2 separate regions of the Mus musculus genome follow, and region 1 is linked to region 2. A link is a loop called in an ENCODE intact Hi-C map of the cell type or tissue named here. Cell type or tissue: heart. All regions are shown on one strand.

Region 1 (8,000 bases), 66 kb after region 2:
TCAAAAGCACACTCCACAGGACACCACATTACCATTCTTAAAAAGCCCACCATTCTATGAGTGTGATAGACACACAGTACATAGTGTCAAAAAAAAAAAAGTCTGAAATTGAAAACATTTAAAAATCCAAAACTTGTTGAGTTCTGATTTCGTACCATAAACAGAAATTTCACACTTGGTTTTAAATGATGAGTCTCTGTCAAAACACACGCAAGCTAAAAATATCGTATGAGATTATCTTAATGCTCTGTATATGGAGCTGTAGGGAAACGGATGAACCCTCTCAGTGAAGATTGCCTCTTTCTCGTTTTTTTGTTTTGTTTTGTTTTGTTTTGTTTTGTTTTTTCCTCCTGGACGTAGGAACAACAGGCATTGCTATGACATAGTCTTGACACTGGATACTATGAACTGAGACCATCAATTTAAAAGAGATGAAGAGTTGGAGATGCTAGCAATATGAAAGGCAACATACAAGGCTCCAACTCTCTTTCAGACCTACTGTATGTGTGAAAGAAATAAAATGGTATTTAAATTTTGATGATATTAGTATTATTTATTATCGTGTGTGTGTGTGTGTGTGTGTGTGTGTGTGTGTGTGTGTTGTACGTTTGTGAGTCCATACTTGCATGGAGTGTTCAGATGGCATTTGGGAACTCAGGCTACCATGTTTGTACAAGCATGACAAGCACCTTGGCCTTCTGAACCTTTTGGCTGGACCTACAATGTTTTTTATTTACAGACATTTTTTATTAGGGTTTCTAATTTTTAGCTTTTACATGTTTCTAACTCAGATGAAATCTTAGCTTTTTGTGAATTAGGGAACATTTTATTTTTCCCAAAATATCACAGTCACACAGAAAATAATGACACATACTACATACTCTTAAGTTATAGAGACATTAAACTTTTAATCTACTCTTTCTGGGCAATTATTTTTTAATTCTCATAATTTCTTTGGCATTTCTTAGACATTTATTCTTCCATGTAAACATTTATCTAATTATGAGGTTTTGGAGTTTTTTATTTTTTTATTTTTAACATTCCTGTCAGAATCCTATTCAAAACAGTATTATGTGTTGCGTATAAAATAGAGGAAATTGGCTTTTTAAAATGGTATTTAGATTTCCCACTCAAGAACACCGTGAAGACCTTTTCATTTGTTTAAATCTTAATTCACATCAATAAAACTTTATGAAGTTCCCTATAGGAACTGGGGCATTTAGAAATATTTTCTGGTATTAGGCTGTATATATATATATGTATATATATATATATATATATATAGGCTGTATATATATATATATATATATATAATCATTCCTCTCATCTGCTTAAGCAAAGCAGAAATAAAGGCTCAACAAGCAAACCAGGGTCCTTGGGCAAGCTGGATCTGGCTGCCCTCACATAGTGAGGTATTCTGCTCGCAAGCAGGTATAAGGCTGCGGCTGGAGCTGAGAGACTCAACAGGGTGCAGGGTTAGGAAGGGCCTGAGCTTTCAGTGTGAATGTGAGCAGAAGAGCCCCCTCCCACCAGGAGAACTGGGAATAGAAGGAACGATTGTCAAGACAAACTGCCCTACGCACAGGATGCCTTAGACTACCATCACCAGAGGACAGCCATCACACAACAGCCTTGGGGTAGGGAGAGGGGACTGTGGAGAAACCAGCAAAGACCGGAACATGGAAAGAATGTCTTCCTCGTGACTTAATCTGAATAAGTAGATCCCTGGAAGTTTTTCTGTATGCTGGGCTGTTGGGACTTTTAAACTCCCTAAGACATCTTTTATGCTGTCTGTCTCTTTGGGACAAGTTTCAGGAGACCAGACAAGGAGTTATAGAGACAAAGTTTGGAGCTGAGACAAAAGGATGGACTATCTAGAGACTGCCATATCCAGGGATCCATCCCATAATTAGCCTCCAAGTGATGACACCATTGCATACACTAGCAAGCGTTTTTTGCAAGGACCGTGATATAGCTGTCTCATGTGAGACTAGGTCGGGGCCTAGCAAACACAGAAGTGGATGCTCACAGTCAGCTATTGGATGGATCACAGGGCCCCCAATTGAGGAGCTAGAGAAAATACCCAAGGAGCTAAAGGGATCTGCAACCCTATAGGTGGAACAACATTATGAACTAACCAGTACCCCGGAGCTCTTGACTCTAGCTGCATATGTATCAAAAGATGGCCTAGTCGGCCATCACTGGAAAGAGAGGCCCATTGGACACGCAAACTTTATATGCCCCAGTACAGGGGAACGCCAGGGCCAAAAAGTGGGAATGAGTTGGGGGGAGGGTATGGGGGACTTTTGGGATAGCATTGGAAATGTAATTGAGGAAAATACGTAATAAAAAAATATTTTATATATAAAAAAAGAACTCAGTTGTCTTCAGTTTCATTGGTGAAGCTGTGGTAAAGCAGGTATCTGTTAACTTATTTCTAAGAAAAAAAATTTTTCCTTAGATTTATTTATTGTATTATTTTAAAAGTATGAGAGTTTTGCCTGTAAGAATATCTATGTACCACGTGCATGCCTGGTGACTGTAGAGGCAGAGTAGGGTGTTGAATCTCCTGGAACTGGAGTTACAGACAGTTGTGAGTCACTATGAAGGTGACTGGGACCTAAGCCAGGTCCTCTGGAATTGCAGCTGTGTTCTTTATCTCTATGAGCTATACCTCCCCCCAGCCCCTACCTCATCTGTTAAAGAAAGGGGCTTCTCTAGTAAAACACAGTGTGTGGTTTCTTTGACCCTTGAACTGGCAGCGGTAGGATGTAGGAGGTGAGCCCTTGTCATTTAATAGATAAACACACCCTATTTCTTTCATAGAAAGTCTTCATATTGGAATAAGATGTTAAATGGGCAAAGTTGTTCCAGAAAGAGAAATGGCCAGTGGCTCTGCCTACTCAGCCACTCTGGTCAGGTCATAGGTTGGCAGGATCCATGCGTCAAGCGAGCCACTTCCTGAGCTCCACGGAGTGCAGGCAATGCACCTTATTGTTCATTGTAAGTTAATGATCAGATAAAGAGTATTCTGTTTATAACAGCATGGGGTAGAATCTTTATCTTTGTCCTCAGGTCCACTGGCCTGGAAACTCCCCAGCATCCCTGATCCAGACTGAGATTAAAGGAACATCTATAAATAAAAGAGATACTAAGACTATTTCTACATATGCAGCTCAATTCATTGTTTAGAATCAGTGCTCCCGGGCCTTTTATCATTTATCATTTACTCAAACTTGGACACACACAAAAAATTTAAAAGTAGATTTACTAAATGTTAAAGCAGATCCTGTGACTACTATCTTGTCCTCTGTGTGTGTGTGTGTGTGTGTGTGTATGTGTGTGTGTGTCTGTGTGCGTGCATGCGTATATCCGTGTATGTGTATATCTATGTGTGTGTATGAGTGTGACTGTATATGAATGTGTGTGTGTGTGGCAGAGAGAATGAGAGAGAGAGAGAGAGAGAGATTGAACAGAGCAGATCAAGCTGTATCTGCTCTGAGGCAGTGACATTTTTCTACCATGGTTTTGGCTTCTCTGCTCCTGTCTCACTTCCCTTTTCCACACACTCCCAGTCATCAGAGGGGACTTTGAACGGATTCTGTGGGACACAGTATGAAAAGCCCTGAAGCCTGATCCCTTACTTAAGAGTTAAGGCTCAAAGAGCTAAATATGACCTCATTAGATTATGGACAGATTAGAAATGTCAGGTAATTAAATCAACTAGATAATCCAGTAGAGCCAAATGTTTCCATGTAGCTAATCAATATAACCAAACTAAGCACACTCAGACAGCTGATCCCGTTATAAGTGATACCGATGGCTTCCTGATATCATCGAGAAGCAAAAAAAAAAAAAATTCATCTGGTGAAAGTCACGTGGGAAGTAAATTTGGGATGTCGGTTCCTGCTCATTGAGACCTCAGATCTCTCAGCCCTACAACCTATGCACCCCGGGAAAGAGCTTAATGCTAATTTTAGATCTCCATATGAATTTACTTGAAGGTGCACTTTCTCCCCTGGGCCATTAATTACTAAGATAACATATCATGGGTTTCTTTGTAAATGCCCTTTATAAATAGTTTGTCAGTAGCCAGGATGTTTAGGACATTTCTGAGACCTTAAAATTTTCCTTCATGTGGGGCTGGAGAGATGGCTCAGCGGTTAAGAGCACTGGCTGTTCTTTCAGAGGTCCCGAGTTCAATTCTCAGTAACCACCTGGTGGCTCACAACCATCTGTAATGGGGTCTGGTGCCCTCTTCTGGTGCTGTCTGAAGACAGTGACAGTGTGCTCACATATAGAAAATAAATAAGTCATTTGAAACTTTTTTCCTTCATGTTTATAAGTGTTCTACACAGGCCTGTCCCGTTCAGCACTAGGGAAACATTTCTGATGTGCACTGTAAGCAAATTCTGTTTAAGCATTGCTATTACAAAGCAAACAAGTAAACAACTCAGCAACAATGAAGCAAAGTTTAGTAATCAGCCTATGGGGCGGCTAGACAGAGGAACTGTCACACTATAAAACACTGCTGCTCAACTTTGCCCAGTTGCTCTTCTTGACTACACAGTTGGAATGCTTAAAAAGATCGAATTTAATTGTTCTAGAAAGAAATGTTACTCTGGATGCTCCCATGGATTTTTCTAAAAGCATATAACATTGACAATCACAGAGTTCTACAAGCTGAATAAGCCTCTTCTTGGCCCCCTTTCTATGTCACGCCTGTGCTACTGATTCGTGTGAATTCTCATTCACTGAGGGTGATATTTCTAAGCACTACCCCTCAAATTAAGGGGTTACCTATGTTTATTAGAGATCTGTTAGATATTTGAAGCTTTGTGATAGGATTGCTTAATTTATAAGGAACAGAATACTAGGAAACAGTACAATCAACTGTCTCCTCCTCTTATTTTACAACTGATAAAGCAGAAGCCTAAGAAATGTAGGAAGGCATCTTACACACCTCACTGGCACACACTGAAGATACTATGTATAACACAGTATCCATGCCAGACTCCACCTGCCCCTCCCTTCTCTCAGTACAGCTGAGGCTCTCAGGAGTCATGGACCACAGCAACGATGCCTTTGGCATCAGTGCCAGGCAACAGCTGGTGACCCAGGCTGAACCAGCAAGTAGCTTGTAACTTTCTCTCGACTTGGCACGTACGTTTTTCTTTCATAGGAAGAAAGTAGTACTTTTTTATTTTTTTTTAAACATAATTGAGTCATTTCCTCTGGGAAGAATTTGATGCTATCCACATCCTTGAACATGGAGTTGAGGAAGATTTCTCGTGGTATATTTTTAGGTGTCAATGATAAGCTCGCAGGCATCGAGGCTTGAAGCCAATTCTTTTTCTTCCCAAAACTAGAATTTGAAAAAAAAAAAAAAAGAAAGAAAGAAAAAAAAAGGAAACCTTAAAGAAACAAGCTCCAGCATCCTCGCCATTATTTAAGAGCCCCACACAATGTCTATCACTCTTTAGCTTACTTCAGTGACAATCGTTTGAAGGTAGACGTTGGCCTGACCCCTGAAGGTTGAAGTGCTGAGGAAGCAGCTCAGACTCTCGCAGGAGCATGACCCTAAAGATAGCTTTAAATTTCTTGTACCAGGCCTGCTTTCATCGAATGGTAAAATATATTTCACTATTTTTTTAAATGTGTAAAACAAAATACCACATTATTATAAAGAGAATGAGCTACATATATATGCATATTTTCAAAAATATTTTTCGAGCTTTTGATATTAGACTGAATGTTTGTATTAATATGCTAAATAGCAAACCTTAAGAATTACCAAAATATGTAAATAAGGCTGAGAATAAACAATACTCTGAAACATCTATAACAACACTGTTATAAAACAAAATCTGTGTTCTTCAGTGTTTGTACAGTCTTAGACACTGTTACTGGTACTGAACCCTCGTTCTTGAAGAAAATCCTACATTTGGATTAAAAATAAGTATAAATATAGATCCCCACCCCATTTTTTATTTGAGCTTGCTCTTGACCCACTGATATTGGTACACAAATCCATTGGTGGGGACCAAGTTAGGATTTATAGCTTAATGAAGATGCTTAATCATATTCGATGCCAAGCTAGGGTCAGATGTGATAGGAAACTTGGCAGACAGTGGAAGCTTTGGGTTCTCTTTAAAAAGTATTAAGTGAAAAACAAGTGATAAGTGGTTTCCGAAGCATCGGTCTGAAATCCACGTCTCATCCCCCACCCTTGCCCCTTTTTTCAGCATGTTCCTAAATTGTAGAGCATTGTTTTCCAAGTACAAGCTGGGATTGTACCAGGAAGTCAACGCGAACACTTAATAAAGATGAAACAATTGCAAATAAATAAGTATTCTGTGGCTTTAGAGAGTTTAGAAGTCCAGGCCGAAGGGATATCCGCCTCCTCCTGACTCCCGGATACTTTTGGTGGCGATGGGCCCAGAGACATGACCCCTAGTCATGGACAAAGACAAACACCCTTGGGGTAGTACTCAAAATAGGGTATAGCATCATCTAGCACCACAGAAGTAGAGCTTTGAACTGCCATGGAGGTAGGGGAGACTGTCTTGGGAGATGTCTGAAAGAAAACATTTGTCCCTAGTCCTGACCTGAAGTAAGCTGTGCTGTCTACCTACACACACACACACACACACACACACACACACACACAATGATATGATAGACTTTTAACTCCCCTTTTTCTTTCTTTTCTCTTTTAAAAACCTAGTTGGTCCTGCCTCCTGTCTCCCTCTCTTTTGTCTATTGTACTATCTCGGCATTGACTTTCTCTTTAAATACTTGCCAGTACCAAGTGTTTGCCTCAACTTATCTGGGTGTCACCTGAACCAGGGAAAACATCACCAGAATCCATGTGAGACAGGCGAGGATTTAAAAGTGTAGTAGGGTGCAAATACAAAGAGAAAAGAACAAATTTCTCTAAAAGGTTACCCATAACCACCCAATGCCGAGTAGATTGAGGCTGTGTGCCAAAGTAAGGGGTGAGGTGGGGGTTCACTCAATATTGTCATTCAAGTGTGGTGTTGGAATCTGTGTATTCATTAAGCATATCTTTTTAATGCTTAATGGAACTGGTGCTACGCTATCTTCTTAATCTCTTAGATGTTTGCCTCACTTCAGCCTCAGGATTCTTGAACTAGGTTTGTCCAATAGCAGTTGGAATTCCACCTCTCCTAAGCCCATGGTTTCCTTGCCCTTTGAATAAACAACAAGGAAAGCTGCATCCTCTGCTGATCATGGCTTCCTCACAGATTTCTCCTATTTGCTTTTCCACAGGCTGGTTGGTTGGTTTGTTTCTTTCAATAAAATATATGAACCATGGCTACAATTCCTGGCTTCTGAGGTCACCAAGTTTTTCGCTTTACAGCTTGGGTAAGACATTGAAAATCCTTGATTACTTTGGTTTCGGAACAAATTTCCCTTCCCTTTATTTCCTTTGCATCTTGTCTCCTAGGTCAAATCTCTGCCACTAATAATACATTAGTGACTGTGCTGTGTGTCTTTGGACTTTTGATCAATATTGTATTGGGAGGGGGGCAGGGAAGATCCCAGGACCAGAGCAAGCAGGCTGGCGAACCAGCTACCAGGCTGACACAATGGGAGTCTGTTCTGTGTCCTGAGGGCTTTTGGGATCACAACTCTCAAGCTGTTTGATTAAAAAGCAGGAATGGGTTGAAGGGTGTGGAGGGGAGGCAAATCCTTCCCTGACTCAATCTCTGAGCCCAAATGCATTGCAGACGGTCTGTGAGCTTCCCTGTCTACTCTACACACGATGTTGACTATGTTGGCACCTCATCAAGCAAGCTTTAATATTGCTTCTCAAACAGCCCCGTCTGGATCCAAGTAGGATGCTATAGACTCACCCAAATCTTTCCCCATCAATTTGAGAACTAAAGACGGCTATGACTGTCACATTTTCAAGAGGGCTCTATTTTAAGCTTAACCAAAGAAAAACCGCAGACTTCTGTTCCACAGCCAAAATC
Region 2 (8,000 bases):
CCATGACTACTGACCATGCTTCTCTTGTGGGGGCTGTGGGAGGTGGTACCTTAGGCAGGGGCCGGAGTTCCAAGAGCATGAGGGAAAGCCTACTGTGTCATGTAGGTGAATTATGACCATCGGGGTTCAGACCTCAGCTCGACTGGATACCAGCCTGCAATTCCCCACAAAATCCTACTTGGGTTGAAATGAATGGCATATAAACATAGCTATAAAGATGATGATAGTATTTGTAGGTGGTGACAGAAGAGACTCAGAAAGCTATTTTCTGTGATGAGAGGCAGGGTGGGGGCTGGGTAGCATATTTTCTCTACCCAGTGTTTCAGATATTAAAAAGAATTGACAAACCATAGCATTTTTTTTCTTATACCTTAATTGAAGAGGAGTCATGACAAAAAGCCAGTGGTCATGGCTAGGAGTTATAGACTACACACACAATGTCAAGCACTCTGGATGCTGAGTCAGGGGGGTCACAAGTTCAAGGTCAGCCTGAGCAATGTGGCACAAGGCAGGAAGGGGTTGGGGATATGGTGCAGAGAGCTTGCTCGGAATGTGCCAGGTTAGAGGTCCAAAACTGAGCGAAACCGTAAAGAGAGAGAATGAGAAGGTTGTAGGGAGGAAGGGAGGGAGAGAGATATCAAAGCTAGCCTGGGGTACACAGTAAGATCAAATAAGGAAACGAATCAACCTCCCAAACTCCCACCCTTTCAAAGAAAGCAACAGTCATCCTAAGGGTCACTTTATATTGCTAAAGGCAATCTCTTTCTCAGTCCAAAGTCCAGAGATGTCTAGAATCATCGCTTGGCGGCCACATTAGGACCAGGAAAAAGGTGAATAAAACAGGGCTTCAGCTAGCACCTTGCCTTGAATCTTAACTCAGTGGGCAACCCAGGGTGTCATTACTCACTCAGATGAAGAGTTAAGATGCCCAAAATATAAAATGGAAGGTAAAATGCTACCAAATATCTAAGACTAGAAGTTATTGTATAAGTATTCAAAATTAAAGACTTTTCACAGCAAACTATAAGTCTGATTTTCTGATTTTTAAAATCTTTAAAAGAATTTTTATACACACATGCCATGGGCCACCCCAGTCGGGTATGGGGGTCCCTGGAATGAGGGTCCTTGAAGCTAGGTGGGTAAGGATTTGGCGGTGACAAACAGAAACAAACACAGAGGCAGTTTGAATCTGAGTGTATTCCGCAGCTCTCAAGCAGGGGATTTTATACATTAAAAAACCAAACATTACAGCTCTTAGAAACTTTATCCAGTGAGACAATCACAGATACCAACAAAAATCATTTGGCACAGTAAAGCACAAAAATCATCCAAGCATTACAACTCTGAAACTATGTAGTCAGTGAATCACAAACAGAACAGGTAACATCATTATATAAATCATCAAAATATAACAATTCTAAAAGGATATATTCAGTGGGGGCTGTCATCCAAGGCTAGTGGCATATTTCCAGGAGCAGGTTAATAAATCTTTAATGGTCAGTGCTCTTAACTGCTCAACTAACTTTGCAGCCCCATGGCCAATTATTAACATATTGTGCCTGATTTTTTAAAATAAATCTTCAATGTATAAATTTAAACTATTTTAATTCTTTCTAATTAAAGCTTTCTTTACCATATACCAAAATCCACCTCCGATGACACATGTGTAGCCGTATGAAATTTTAATGTTGGGAAAATTTTTTATCATAATAGTTTTGTAAATGATTTAGAAAGTAAAGTGTTGGTTTCCCTGGGGATAAGGTCATGTTAGTGGCCCCACCTCTAGGGATGGTTTCTTACCCATTATTCTCGATTAAGATCTCGGTCTAGGCCACCAGGAACATGTAAATAATAAAAGGAATAAGAGAAAACAAAACAGATAGATTACCATGAGAACTATGGCTCAATATTTTTTCTCTGGCGAAGAGTTCTACAACCGGTTCCAGGAGGCCTCCCCCTTTGGAGATCAAACACCTCAGTCTGTGGAACTTGTCACACAGATGCTACTGGAGGTGATGTGGCACACACACATATATACATATACATATATGTTTTTTATTATGTTTGGTCAGTCTGATGAGATACTTCAGTGGTTAAGAACACTGACTGCGGGCTGGTGAGATGGCTCAGTGTGTAAGAGCACCCGACTGCTCTTCCGAAGGTTCAAAGTTCAAATCCCAGCAACCACATGGTGGCTCACAACCATCCGGAATGAAATCTGACTCCCTCTTCTGGAGTGTCTGAAGACAGCTACAGTGTACTTACATATAATAAATAAATAAATCTTTAAAAAATATTAAAAAAAAAAGAACACTGACTGCACTTCCAAGGACCTGGGTTCCATTCCTAGCACCTACATGGTGGCTCACAACCATTCATAACTCCAGTTCCAGGGGACCTGATGCCCTCTTCTGACTGCCAAGGACTCTAGGTACTCACATTGGCACACAGGCAAAACACCTGTACACATAAAGTAAATAAATAAGTAAAAATTGTGTTTGTCCGGGAGCCATACATACATGTGAGTGTGGGTGCCCATGGAGACACTTGGGTGCTGGGAACCCAACCCAGATCGTCTGCAGAGTGGTATGCACTTTTCTGCCTCCTATATGGCCAAATTTGTTAATAATGGCCCCAGGCGAGACACTGAGCATCAGGTATACTGTGATGTGCTGAATGATGATGACAAGGTCAAGGTCAAGGATGGTAACTTGTCCAGACTTCATAGTCTTGATTTTCAGTTCTTTTTTTGTTTTGTTTTGTTTTTTTTGGGGGGGGGGGTTTGAGACAGGGTTTCTCTGTGTAGCCCTGGCTGTCCTGGAACTCACTCTGTAGACCAGGCTGGCCTCAAACCCAGAAATCCATCTGCCTCTGCCTCCTGAGTGCTGGGATTAAAGGCGTGCACCACTTGGGGATAAAATAGCCATAATCTGGTAGCTTAATCTTATAGTTGGCATTTGGATGCTTAAAGGGAATCAAAGAAATATTAGTATGGTCTACAAGCAAAGGGTTATTTTCAGAAACAATTATCATAATCAAAGATGAAAATAACAATAATTTTTTTTTAATATTGACCATCTCAAGTTCCTTGTTTTCTCTTTCTTTTCTTTTTTCTTTCTTTTTTTTTTTTTTTTTTTTTTTTTTTGGTTTTTCAAGACAGGGTTTCTCTGTGTAGCCCTGGCTGTCCTGGAACTCACTCTGTAGACCTGGCTGGCCTCGAACTCAGAAATCCGCCTGCCTCTGCCTTCCAAGGGCTGGGATTAAACGCGTGTGCCACCACACTTCAAGTTCCTTTTCTTTAAAGGGCATATTCTCAATTCCCTATCTTTCTCAGTTTTACAAAGAAAGATGTAGTTAGCAAGTCTGTTTCATCTGTGAAGTTGTCTTCTAACAAATCTTAGCTTAAAATCTTTACTATTTTTTAAAATTATGTGTATTTTTAATTATATGTTTAATAACTTGGTGGCTTCCATCTGTCTCTCTTCAGGGAGCACCGGTTACTTTAGTATACAGTGTTCTGATCCCATTCAGTTTGAAGTTCTGCGAGATCCAGGAGCTTGTTTTTGCCAGTAGGTCTTAAAATCAACAGCTGAAGGACTGGCGACATGGCTCAAAGTTGCAGGGCGTCTGCTCCTCAGGCAGAGGAGAGGAGTTTGATTATCAGTGGCTCACAACTGTTCCAGGGGATCCGATGCCCCCTTCTGTAAACACGTTCAAACATAAAAATTAAATAAGTAAAATACTCACGATAAATCAATGTTAGAAAAGCTTGGGAAATTCAAACATTAAGTTTGGGTAAATAGTTTGGTAACTTTCAGGATGTTTCAGCCTAATCAATCATAACTGGAGTCTGTTCAAGAGGATTTTCCGTCATTTCCAAAATAAAACGAGTGCAAGGAAGAAGGAAGTATATGTCATAAAAGAAAGCAGTTAAATTTCAATTTTTACATTTTTTTCTTCATTCTGGGGCAAGCCCTTCTACTTCACTATAGACCGCGTCCCAAGCTGTCTCAGCAAAGAACTACGAATCCCAGAATGCTCTGCTCCATAGTTGTCCGCGAGAATTCCGCAGGCCGATATCAACCAATCCTTGCACGGAGAGTCTGCCCTGTCAGCCAATCAGAAGACGGAGTTGAAGGGCGGGTAAGCAGGCGGTGGAGAGTTTGAAATTGAAAGACTGCGCGCTGGAGGAGCAGCAGACCCGGGAGCAGCAGACGGAAGAGCGGCGGGCTGGTTCCTGCCGGACAGGTCCAGTCTGGTGGAGACCGCGGCGTTCCTGGCCGCTCAGGTCGGGAGCCGTTTGAAGGGTTGTGGGGCTTCGCCGACCGCACGCCCGGGCTGAGGGAAGCCGGCCTGGGCATGTCGGCGTGGGTCCGCAGAGCCTGGAATGCGGGCGTCCGCTGTTAGCCGCGGAGTTCGGGTCCTGGCGCTGCTCGGTCCCGATCACACTCCCCTCTTCCGCCCTGCAGGGGGAGGAGTGGACGGAGCAGTCGGCCAGGGGTCTGATGCAGAAAACCTGCAGGTCTGTCTGTCCCCCAACCTCTTCGAGTCTCGGTCTCGTTGCCTGCGAGCAGGTCCTTTAGGAGAAGCGGAGTGACACCGGGGTCCTGTTAAAACATGACTTGAAAGCTTCGTGCAACCTTGTTTTGGTCATATTCTTTCCTCTCCTCCACCTCCCTTCATGCCTTCAGAACAGATTGATGCACATCCACCACAGTTAAGCCCAAATTGGCTTGGATCATCCTGTTGCTAACTACCGGACTGTTAGTGGATTATTTTTATCTTATTTTACATTTTATTAGGTTCTGGCCCAATGTTGACCAGGCTATCTTTGAACTCAAATACCTTCCTCTGCCTCTCTGCCTCTCTGCCTCCGATGTGCTGGGACAGTGCTGGGACAAAAGGCGAAAAAAGGCGTTTAGTTCACACCCTGTTGTGTTTATTTAGAAAAGGTCTCTTGTATATCAGACTGGTCCTGACGTTGGCTGACCTTTACCTCAGATTCTCCTGCCCCCAGCTGGAAATGTTGGAATTAAAGTCTGCCTTTATGCTAGCTGAGTTGCTCAATTATTAACCATTCTGTAGCAAAGTCAACCTGCAGACATAAACTCGAAAATGTGGCTTATTTGGTGTCGATAGCAACTAAAATACAGCTTTGTGCTCTGTTTTGCAGTGTCTTAAAACATAATGGGTGAAGACGAATTGGCACTCTTAAATCAAAGCATCAATGAATTTGGGGATAAGTTCAGAAACAGACTCGATGATAATCATAGTCAAGTGCTGGGACTTAGAGACGCCTTCAAGGACTCCATGAAAGCGTTTTCAGGTACTGCCAGCCCTTAACTCCTAACTTGTGGATTTTGCTGACCTTATTTATTTTTTACTGTTATTTCAGCGGGATTCAAATATCTCTTGTAATTTGTCTTTCAGAAAAGATGTCTTTGAAATTAAAGGAAGAAGAGAGGATGACTGAGATGATTCTGGAGTATAAAAACCGTATGTGAATCGTGTGTAGATTAGCTTTTAGATTGAAGGTCTTTATCGTGAAATCTTAAGTAAGACAGTGTTGTGAGTGTTCGTACATTCACACACATGCATAGACAGTCATCAAAATTCTGTTTGCGGGAGCTGGAGAGCTAGCTTAGCTCAGTGGTTTAAGAGCTCTGGCTGTTCTTCCAGAGGACCCAGGTTCAATTCCTATCACCCACATGACAGCTCACAACTGCCTATAACTCCTGTTCTATGGGATCTGACACCTTCACACAGAGATACATGTTGTCAAAACACCAATGTGCATGAAATAAAAATAAATTATTTTTAAAAGATTATGTTCCTATCACCAGCTTAAAGTTGAATATCTGCATCGTCTAGAACTATGAATATTTTTTCAGTATTTTTGAATGCTATGTGAACGGCATCATTTTATATGTATCCTGTCTTTTTATTTAACTAGTATATGTGTATGCCTATGTGTAAAGGGCAGCCTTTAAAAATTTTTTTTTTGTTTTCACATTGGAAATTTCAGCCAAGGAACAGAGTTCCTCAGAACTTTGGGGTCTGGTTAATATTCTAACAATCATATTTTTACCACAATTCTTTCCCTGTCATTTCTATGGATGTCCAGATATTTCAAATCTGGGTCTGTATCTTTTATTGAATTCTCACACATAAGCTGTAAAGCTGGAGCCAATGGGTCGATTATTTTGTTTTATATATTTATTTGCTGCATATATTTATGTGTAGTTATGTATTCAGTGCTCTCGTAGGTCAGAAAGGGTATTAGATCCCCTGGAAATAGAGTTACAAATGGTTGTTAGCCTCTGTGTAGGTGCTGGGTGTAAAACCATCAGATGCTCTTAACCCCTAAGCCATATTTGTAGGTCCCTGGATTTTTTTTTTTTTTTTTTTTTTTACTTTCTTCAGGAGTTTTGTTTAAGGTGTGGTTTGGTCTTACTCCCCACCAGCTCTTCTGAGACCCACTCCCTTCCCAGGCCACACACCTTTAGCTGTCTTTTTAAAATCTTCAAGACTGTGTGCTGCCCAAATATTCTTCCGCTGGCATGTGCTCACCGTACCAGGGACTAGGTTAGTGTTTTATGTTGACCTAGGAGCTCACAAAGCATGGGCCATCTCCGACTTTCTCCGTAGCAGAGCATGACCTTAGCTTCCTGCCTCCGCCTGTTGAATGCTGGGATTCCAAGTGTGTACCATCACACTCAATTTATGGGGCACTAGAATCAAATCCAGGACTTCCCACATGGTAGGCAAGAGCTCTACCACCTGAGTAACAGTAGTATTTTATTAAGCTTTATGATAACACTTTAGAAAGATAACCCTATTTTATTTTGAGTGTGTGTGTGTATGAGAGAAAAAGAGAGACAGAGACAGAGATAGACAGGCAGACCATGGTATATGTTAGAGGTCAAAGGACAATTTACAGGAATTGGTTCCTTTCCTATCCTGTGAGGTTGAACTTAGTCATCAGGCTTAGCAGCAAGCACCTTTACCTACGGAGTCATTTTGTTGGTTCTGTCATCATATTTTTAAATAAAATTAGCTTATATGGCTGTCAGTGAGTGGAGACACAGCAATGTCTGTGTTTTAGTTTCAGAATTATGCTAACTTTGTAAGATTTGAGAACTTCATCACCATTTTTTTCTGTCTTTAATACATTCCAGAAAAGCTTACAAAGCATTAGAATTAGCTTTCTTCGTGCACTGTAAAAAGCTGTCTTGTAGATTTGGACTGTCTTCTGTGGTGGGCTTTATTTTAATGTACTTGGAACTGAAGGAGTCATAATCTTCTGATTTTCTGTTTTGTTGATTAATTTTTTTTTATTTTTAGAAGCATTTTACTGTATTTTAAAGACAACTAGTGAAGCAGATTTTCTTTAACATTACGATTTTTGAGTCATTAGAATATGTTTATTAATCATAGAGGCCAAAGAATTGTGAGTTTCAGGTCATCCTGGGTTTACATAGGTTCTGTCTTTAAAACAAAACATAAAAACAATTTCATTAATCTTCAGGAAGTTGGCAATTTTTTGCTTTTCTTAATTTTTTTTTCTTTTTGGCTTTTTTTTAACGTGTCATAGAATAGGGCATATATATTTAATGCCATGTGTTTCTTACAGAGCTCTGTAAGCAGAATAAGCTCATTCAAGAAAAGAAAGAGAATGTGTTGAAGATGATTGCTGAAGTAAAAGGCAAGGAGCAAGAGTCGGAAGAGCTGACTGCTAAAATCCAGGAGCTCAAGGAAGAGTACGCTAGGAAGAGGGAAAGTAAGTGTCTGTTTCATCTGAAGTAGCCGACTGCGTTTCAGAGCAATGGTGCTTCCTAGTGTGCATCTGGCTGGCTCCACTTTGTGGAAGTAGACTACACTTAAGGGCATAGACAGACCAGCATCTCTCTAGGTATCACTTAAGTCACACAAGTGGGCTTACTTTTCTTTTTGTGGTTATTGTTTTGCTTATAAGGTTTTGTCCAATTTTAATTACAGCC

What was found. A loop is a pair of places that touch in the nucleus more often than their neighbours do. Peaks named below come from ENCODE experiments on the same cell type or tissue, not always from the same donor. Only the 100,000 strongest peaks of a DNase experiment are listed, where the experiment ranks them.
Region 1: it touches region 2 in a loop (1.9-fold over the local background); 3 of 42 quality-filtered maps call a loop at or near these places.

The regions. Positions count from the first base shown.
Region 1 is chr2:69,136,033-69,144,032 of GRCm38, reverse strand. All of the region lies in intron 1 of Nostrin (nitric oxide synthase trafficker), which reads right to left. Among named protein-coding and RNA genes, the nearest start is that of Nostrin, 4.2 kb to the right of the region's middle. In heart, a CTCF peak has its summit at 4,260 (motif pointing left); a DNase peak (open chromatin) is centred at 6,432; H3K4me3 peaks cover 77 bases.
Region 2 is chr2:69,202,352-69,210,351 of GRCm38, reverse strand. It overlaps Spc25 (SPC25, NDC80 kinetochore complex component, homolog (S. cerevisiae)), which reads left to right and starts at 4,139. Exons shown (of 7, transcript NM_001199124.2): 1 at 4,139-4,288; 2 at 5,174-5,326; 3 at 5,431-5,496; 4 at 7,634-7,780. The coding sequence starts at 5,188. In heart, no CTCF peak of the experiment used is centred here; a DNase peak (open chromatin) is centred at 4,101; H3K4me3 peaks cover 2,162 bases; H3K27ac peaks cover 1,439 bases.